2 separate regions of the Homo sapiens genome follow, and region 2 is linked to region 1. Evidence: read pairs that join two places in POLR2A ChIA-PET (ENCODE). Cell type or tissue: PC-3. All regions are shown on one strand. Links, peaks and the distances in the headings refer to the core of each region. The heading gives the core; the rest is flanking DNA. Region 1 overlaps TEX46 (testis expressed 46). Region 2 overlaps ELOA (elongin A).

Evidence for each region. Peaks named below come from ENCODE experiments on the same cell type or tissue, not always from the same donor. Only the 100,000 strongest peaks of a DNase experiment are listed, where the experiment ranks them.
Region 2: POLR2A ChIA-PET joins it to region 1 with 5 read pairs; 2 of 35 experiments call an interaction of 5 or more read pairs at or near these places.

What each region holds. Positions count from the first base shown.
Region 1 is chr1:23,010,506-23,014,895 of GRCh38, reverse strand. It overlaps TEX46 (testis expressed 46), which reads left to right. Exons shown (of 3, transcript NM_001242521.2): 2 at 851-1,013; 3 at 3,795-4,062. The coding sequence ends at 3,995. Among named protein-coding and RNA genes, the nearest start is that of TEX46, 3.2 kb to the left of the region's middle. RefSeq lists an enhancer at 3,336-4,390. In PC-3, for the core only: no CTCF peak of the experiment used is centred there; a DNase peak (open chromatin) is centred at 3,955; H3K4me3 peaks cover 364 bases; H3K27ac peaks cover 1,641 bases.
Region 2 is chr1:23,749,027-23,753,416 of GRCh38, reverse strand. ELOA (elongin A) reads right to left here. Exons shown (of 11, transcript NM_003198.3): 2 at 4,340-4,390; 3 at 3,469-3,575; 4 at 1,387-2,572; 5 at 899-1,010. Among named protein-coding and RNA genes, the nearest start is that of ELOA, 7.8 kb to the right of the region's middle. In PC-3, for the core only: CTCF peaks have their summits at 1,723 and 1,926 (motif pointing right); no DNase peak of the experiment used is centred there.

The sequences.
Region 1 (4,390 bases), core at 152-4,151:
ACTCCAGCCTGGGCAGCAGAGTGAGAGTCTGTCTCAAAAAAGAAAATAAATAAATAAAATAAAATAATAAAAGTTAATGTCTCCAGGAGGGAGAATTGCTTGAGGCTAGGAGTTTGAGACCAGCCTGGGCAATATAGCAAGACCTTGTCTCTAAAAAAATAATTTTTTTTTTTAATTAGCTGGGCATAGTGGCACATGCCTGTAGTCTTAGCTACTCAGGAGGCTGAGGCAGGAGGATCACTTGAGCCCAGGAGTTGGAGGCTTCAGTGAGCCACAATCACACCACTGCACTCCAACCTGGGCAACACAGTGAGACCTTGTCTCAAAAATAAAATAAAATAATAATAAATAAAAAATTAATGTCTAACTATACAGAGTCCAAAACCTAATCAATATTACATATTATATTAAACAAAGTTACCTTCCCCTAAAGTATCAGGTGACCAATAGATGGGCTAGTATAACTGTGAAAGCAGTTATGTCTAAGTTTGGATAACTTTTCTTTGCCCCTATGATGGTAGGGGCTCTGTATTGGCCATTTTTTTTGCTAGTAGCGAGGCCCAGAAGTACTGGTGAATGAATGAGGAGGCCTACATCACCTGGCTATTGTGAGGACATCATGAGATAATGCTTTCAAACTGCCTGTCAAAGAGTCTGGCACATAGTGGGTGCTTCAGACAAAGGAGGAGTTATTATTATTGTTATGCGGCAGCTGGGTGGGGGGAGGGAGCTGGCTATGACTCAGAGGAGTGGGTGGCCGTGACTCTTGTCATGGAGGGGCCTGAGGCAGGGTCCTGGGGCCTGTGTGCCTCCACGCCATAATGCTGGCAGAACTGATATTTCTCTTTAGGAGTCTCCATGGGATACTTGCCTCCGCAGGCACCATAGGAGCAGTGGCAGCTTGGCTGATGAGCTATAAGCCAGCCTTGTTTGGGTTCCTATTCCTTCTGCTGTTGCTTAGCAACTGGTTGGTCAAGTATGAACACAAGCTCACCCTCCCAGAGCCCCAGCAGGTGAGCACAAGATGGGGCTTGGCTTCAGCTCAGGGATAGGGGATATTTGCAGCTAGATTAGGTGGGTAGGGAACAGGGTAGGTGTCGAAATAATGGGGCAAGACTGGGGAATCCAAGACTGGTCTAAACCACCACTCTACAGCTTCCTCTTAGGTGGTGCTGGGTAAATCACTTCCCTCCACGAGGCCTCAGTTGCCTCACCTCAGCTGTTAAATCAGGACCACCCCAGACTCTCCTATTTCATGTTTGATGTCAACATGCTTTGGCAAGAGTAACAACTACTTTAATGTGAAAAAAATAAAAAAAATTAACATGGACGAACATAGATACGTATCTAAAATAGAATAATGAAGACAGCAGAAATGTACATAGATTATGACATCTTTCATTTAATGTTAAAAAACATGCTAGGCTGGGCGCAGTGGCTCACGCCTGCAATCCCAGCACTTTGGGAGGCCGAGGCAGGTGGATCACTTGAAGTCAGGAGTTCAAGATCAGCCTGGCCAACATGGTAACACCTCGTCTCTACTAAAAATACAAAAATTAGCTGGGTGTGGTGACACACACCTGTAATACCAGCTACTCAGGAGGCTGAGGCAGGAGAATCACCTGAACCCAGGGGACTGAGGTTGCAGTGAGCTGAGATCATGCCACTGCACTCCAGCCTGGGCAACAGAGCAAGCTTCCATCTAAAAACAAAAATAAAAAGCAAAACAGCCTGGCGCAGTGGCTCACAGCTATAATCCCTGCACTTTAGGATGCCGAGGCAGGTCAACGACCACTTGAGGCCAGGAGTTTGAGAATAGCCCAGGCAACATGAGGAAACCCCATCTCTAAAAAAAATACAAAAATGAGCCAGGCATGGTGGTGCGTGCCTGTAGTCTCAGCTACTCAGGAGACTGAGGTGGGAGAATCACCTGAGCCCGAGAAGTTGAGGCTGCAGTGAGCATGCCACTGTACTACAGCCTGGATGACAGAGTGAGACTCTGTCTCAAAAAAAAAAAAAAAAAAAAGGCAAAACAATAGCCTATCTTATTTATGGATGTGTATGTGCAGTGAAAGTATTTTAAGGCAGGATGCCTCAACCTTGGCACTATTGACATATTGGGCCAGATAATTCTCCATTGTGGGAGGCTCACCTGTCACCTGTGCATTGTTAGCTTAGCGGCCACCCCGGCCCCTACCCATGAGATGCCAAGTAGCACACCTGCCATTTCATGACAATCCAAAGTATTTCCAGATATTGCCAAATGTCCCCTGGGGAAGGCAGAATGCCTCCCATTGAGAACTACTTTATAAAGAAATGCATGGAAAAATAAATTTTAAATGCAGGATTACAGTTAAGGTGATGATATTCAGGGAGGGAGGAGGATGCTGTGGGTGTGAGAGTCCACAGGGAACTTTAGTTATATTTATGATATTTTATTTCTTAAGTTGATATGGGAATATGAGTATTTGTTGTATTATTTACCTTTTTGCATGCCTGATATGTTGAATTTTTTCAGTTAACCTTTTTTTTTTTTTATGTATTTAGTTTTTTGAGACAGGGTCTCGCTCTGTGGCCCAGGCTGGATGCAGTGGCACAACCATGGCTCACTGCAGCCTCGACCTCCCTGGGATCAGGTGATCCTTCCACCTCAGCCTCCCAAGTAGCTGGGACTACAGGTGTGCACAGGGCTAATTTTTTCTAGTTTTTGTGGAGACGGGATTTTACCATGTTTCCCAGGCTGGTTTCAAACTCCTGGGCTCAAGCGATCCTCCTGCCTCGGCCTTCGAAGGTGCTGGGATTACAGCCATGAGCCACCACACCTGGCTTAATTTTTAAACATTTTTAAAGACCATTAGTTTGTAGCTGAATCCAAAAAGAAAAAAAAAATAAGTGTTATTAACCAGGGGAGGGAGAGATGAGGATCATAGAGATAAAAGCATGTCATGAGACCATTGAGACTTCGCAGTTTGAGATCGTACTGAGCCTGACAAAATGCTCAGAGAGGCATGTTGGAAAAACGGGCTCTGGAGATAGATATATTTAGGCTAAGGGCTTTATGTCCACTGTGACTGGCAGATTAGCGGGCCATCTCATGCATTCCTATGAACCAAAGGCAAGTGGAGGACTCGGGAATTTGAGGCTGTATGATGCTGAGAAAGTGACCTCCCAAGCTGGGCCTGGTGGCTCACGCCTGTAATCCCAGCACCTTGGGAGGCCAAGGCGGGCAGATCACCTGAGGTCGGGAGTTCGAGACCAGCCTGGTCAACATGGTGAAACCCTGCCTCTATTAATAATTACAAATACAAATACAAAAATTTCTACTAATACAAAAAGTTAGCTGGGTGTGGTGGCACGTGCCTGTAATCCCAGCTACTCTGGAGGCTGAGGCAGAAGAATCGTTTGAACCCGGGAGGTGGAGGTTGCAGTGAGCCGAGATCACACCATTGCACTCCAGCCTGGGCAACAAGAGTGAAACTCAGTCTCAAAAAAAAAAAAAAAAAGAAAGTGACTTCCCGTTACTGGGTCCCAAGTCTCCACAAAATGAGGCAATGATGCTCCCCTTGCAGGCAGTTGTGAGACTCTGTTAAGATAATGTTTGTAAACCACCTGGCACAGAGCAGGTGTTCAAGCAAGGAAGGGATTATCATTATTAACCAACTTTCCCCTTTTCCTGGTGCTGGGGAGCTTAAAAGGAGGAAGAGAAACCAAAGACTTCTGAAAACGACTCCAAGAACAGCAAGGCCGTGAACACAAAAGAAGTCAATAGAACGCATGCCTGCTTTGCCCTCCAGGACGAGATCCTCCAACGGCTGTTGTTCAGTGAAATGAAGATGAAGGTCCTAGAAAATCAGATGTTCATCATATGGAATAAAATGAATCACCACGGGCGGTCAAGCAGACATCGGAATTTTCCCATGAAAAAACACAGAATGAGGAGGCATGAGTCAATTTGCCCCACCCTGTCTGACTGTACTTCGAGTTCCCCCAGCTAATGAGGCCGAGGCGGGCTGGCCTCTGCCGATGTTACCTTTTACCTCAGTAAAACCCAGTCACAGCCTATTGAATGTTCATAGTAAGTCATAACAGAAAGGTGCCTAGGAGCCAGGAAGAGGATCAGAGGCTGAAAGATTGCCTCTGGAAAAGAAATCTGTACACACCAGGTCTACCAGGTAGCACGTAGTGACACGGCCTGATGGGGCTCTAGAACCATCCCTTTCTAGAGTCTTCTATTTCAGTTGGTTCTACCCTGGTTCCTCCCTGGCCCTGTGCTGTTCACTCTGAGTCTCCCCACTCCTGCCCTAGCCCCTAGTTTCCCCTCTCATCCTGTACCCAGAGGCCGAAGCCAGCCCTGCCAAGCCTGGCTCTGACCATGTCCATTGCTCATTCT
Region 2 (4,390 bases), core at 231-4,230, 740 kb before region 1:
TGAACAATTACTATGTGATAAACCCAGAGCAAAAAGGCATCACTTCTGAATTCATTAAACTGAGCCCTATGGGGCAGATACCATTATAACTCCCATTTACACAATATATACAACTAAGGTCCAAAGAAATTAAGATATTTCTCAAGGTCATATAACTTGCAGAAACCAGAGTTGGGATTCAAACCCAAGCCATCAAACTTCAGAGTCTATGCACTTAGGAAATGCATCAAAAATCTGATGTTATGGTGATAGTTTTTTTGTTTGTTTTTGAAACAGTCTTGCTCTGTCACCCAAGCTAGAGTGCAGTGATGCAATCAGAGCTCACTGCAGCCTTGAACTCCTGGGCTCAAGTGATACTCCCACCTCAGCCTACCGAGTACCTGGGATGTGCCACCATGCCTGGCTACTTTTTTTCTCTTGTAGAGACAGCATCTTGCTGTGTTGACCAGGGTGGTTTAGAACTCCTTTTTTTTGAAATAGAGTTTCCCTCTTGTCACCCAGGCTTGAGTGCAATGGCGTAATCTCGGCCCACTGCAACCTCCACCTCCCAGGTTCAAGCAATTCTCCTGCCTCAGCCTCCGGAGTAGCTGGGATTACAGGCACGCACCACCATGCCTGGCTAATTTTTGTATTTTTAGTAGAGACAGGGTTTCACCATGTTGGCCAGGCTAATCTCGAACTTCTTACCTAAGGTGATCTGCCCGCCTCGGCCTCCCAAAGTGCTGGGATTACAGGAGTGAGCCACCACGCCTGGTTGGTTTAGAACCCTTGGCCGCAAGCAATCCTCTTACCTCGGCCTCCCAAAGTGCTGGAATTATAGGTGTGAGCCACTGTACCCTGCCTTGAATGAATTTTTAAATCTTTTTCCCATTAAGAAAAAGAAGATATAGAAAATTACCTTTTCGCTTTGGCTGGAAGGAGGATATCAGCTCGAGGGAAGGCAGTGGACGGTAATTGGCCTGTATCGCGGGTAACGGGAGGTCTGGCAACACTGGCAACACATCAGGCACCTGCAGGGGACAGACCCATGGGTGGAGAGTCAGTGAGTAGAAGCACAGCTCTCTTTCCTACAGTCTATTCCCGGGAGCATTAACTGGACATCTTGCACAGGAAGATCCAGGTTGGAGGGGGCCACAGTCATGTCTGACACCACCTCAGTCAGGAAATAAATACAGATGAGCCCATCACAAGAGAATAATGCAGAAAATTCTTATTTGCGGTACCATATACCCTGACAACCAGTGAAGCCCAGAGGAAATTACTGCACACTGAAATTCAACATGCCCCCCAAAAGCAAGCTAAGGAAAACAGTGGCAGGGCAATCCTCTGAGCTCTGCAGGGCCAGGTGCTCTGGGTGGGAAGCCACCAAGGGGCTGAAGGGGTTACCTTTCTCAGCTTGGCTAAATCAGCTCCAGCCGGCTTCTCTGACTTGGTTTTGTTCACCTTGGGTAATTTCTGAACTGAGTCCAAGTTTTTACCAGTGCTTTTAGAGTCATTTTTTTTAAGTCCTTTATCTCCAAGTGCCGTGGCTGAAGTTTTCACAATCTTTTTCTTTTTCTTCCGGGGCTGGTCATAGCTGAGGTAGGATTCAAAAGACATGGTTGGCTGCTCGAATTCATCCTCCATATCTGTCTCCTCAACTTTAGGGAGGGAGCCCAGTGACTTTCTATCCAAATTAGTTTTGACTTTCCCTTCTGGAGTCTTTAGGTTGTTAGAACCCTTCTCTTTTACCTTGGGCAACAGGTCTCCTGCTCCTTTTCCTGTGTCAAAGCTGTCCAGACCTTGCTTGCTTTTGTCCAATTTGGCTTTCTCTGGGTCTCTGTGCTTTGGCTTTTTCAGGTGGTTGTCTGAAGCGGCCTCTGAGGGAGGCAAACACTTCTTCTTCAGGCTGCTGCCCTCTCTGTCCTTCTCTTTCTTTACGCCACTAGAGGGCGGTTTCTCCCTTGCATTGTCCCCTGAGGGTGGCCTTCGGTTCTCCTCTTTGGAGAGGGCCTTGTGTGATTTCTCTCTGCTCACCACAGAGGCCTTCTCATCACTCTTGGCATCCACGGGGCGTTTGTCCTTGTGGGAAGATTTGTGCTCCTTGTTTTGACTCACAACCCCTTTCCCATGGGGTTCACCCAGGTGTCGTTCTTGGCTGGCCCCGAGTCTGTCCTGAAAGGCATTGCTGTGGCCTTTCCCAGGCTTCTGGTGTGAAACAATGGGCTCCTGGTCCTCCTCCAGGGATCTGTAGTGGTCGACGTACATCTGATGAGGACTGGTACAAGATGGAGGGGATTGAACATGGCCATAATCAGAAGACTCAGGGTCTGAAGAGTAAGTTGGTGACATTCTGTGACACCTCTTTCTCTCATCTCTCCTCTCATGACCGTGAGACACTTTGTGAGGTCTCTCGAGCTCCGAGAGTTTCCTATGTTTCTTCTGCCTGTGGTCAGGGCTATAGGATCGGCTCCCCGTGGCTTTCCAGGTTTCTTGGTAGTCCCCCTCCATCTCCTCCTCCTTCTGCAGGGCATCCCGAGGGCGCTTTCGGGAATTGCTCTTCTCAAAGTCCTGTTCATCAGGCTCAGCATTTCTAAAATAAAAGAAAAAGCAGACAAAGTAGGTCTAAATCTTGCTTCTTGAGGGACAAAGTCACAGAATCTGAACTCACCAAAGAAGTGAAGATGCAGAGTTAGAAACAACAAGGTCTTAAGAAGAAGATAAGTAGGTTATGCTTAAAGATACTCAAATCTTAAAACTGGGAAAACCCAAATGAGAAATGGTGAGTTTAACCACAAGATGCAAAGATCAAATATCTCATATACATGAAAATGTGGAGATTTATTAAAACATGGGGACATGTTTAATTTGTTATATAAAATGGGGGCTGCTCACTATTTATCTAGTTCACAACTTAAAAAAATGCCATTTAAGGAGCAGTTAGAAAGAAACATACCAGGCCAGCCGCGGTGGCTCACGCCTGTAATCCCAGCACTTTGGGAGGCCGAGGCGGGCAGATCACGAGGTCAGGAGATCAAAACCATCCTATCCTGGCTAATACGGCGAAACCCTGTCTCTACTAAAAATACAAAAAATTAGCCGGGCGTGGTGGCGGGTGCCTGTGGTCCCAGCTACTCAGGAGGCTGAGGCAGGAGAATGGCGTGAACCTGGGAGGCGGAGCTTGCAGTGAGCCGAGATCACGCCACTGCACTCCAGCCTGGGCAACAGAGCGAGACTCTGTCTCAAAAAAAAAAAAAAAAAAAAAAAGAAACGTACCAAAATGTTCATAACGTTTGTCTTTGCGTGATAGAAATAGGAAATTTTGATTTCTATTTTTAATATTTTCTAATATTCTACAATGATCATGGATTATTTTTTATAATTGAGGCAAAACAATTTCAGAAGGCAAAAGAGAAATAATAAAGAAAACCTTTTCTATCTGTAAATTTAACCATGAAATTGAACAAACCTAAAGAGAAATGTTCTTACCGTTCCACAGGAACCAGCTTCTTCCACTGGGCCACTAGGTCCCTGGCAAAGCTTCCAACATGCTCGTGTTTTCGCAAGCTATTTACTGTTTTCCCAACCCCAGTCTCCTAAAATTTGACAAAGTAATTGTTAGAGGGGTCTGGAACTAGGCTAACGTTTTTCTAAAGAAATAAGGCTTTCTACTTTGAGAAACTCAACAAGCAATACTTCCTTCCTACAACATACCCTGCAAATCTTAACACTAAATTACTTTGTGTCTATGCCCCAAATCTCTAATGACACACAGTAGCAAAGCGTACCAAGTTCAGAACTTTAATAACAAGAGTGATTAGGGCAGGTGTTAGGCACTAAGATAAGAGCTTTGCATACAGTTCTGAATCAGTCTTTACAATAACCCTGTGAAGCAGGAATCAGACCCATTTTACATAGGAACAGCCTAAAGTCATAGAACTCAGATTTGAATCTGGGACTAATTGATGCCAAAGTCAATGTTCTTTTAATTCTAATTTTGAAATAAAGTCATTTAACAATATTCACCACTTTAACTAAAGTACATAATTCAGTGGTTTCCAGAACATTCACAATATTATATAACCATTATAACCATCTAATTCCAGAACATTTACATTACCCTAAAAAGAAATCCTGTTCCTCCCAATTCTCCTAGCCCCTGGCAACCACTAATCTACTTTCTGTCTATGGATTTGCCTATTCTGGACATTTCATATAAATGGAATCAGACAATATATGGCCTTTTGTGTCTGGTTTCTTTCACTTCCAAAGCCCATACTTGTAACCTTATTCTACACACTCTCCAGTGAGAAGGGAATGGGATATCATTATATAATATTTAAAGTCACACAGTTCTTACCGCAAGAATGTCTACTGTAATAGGCAGGGTGGAGAGTTTCTTCAAATATTT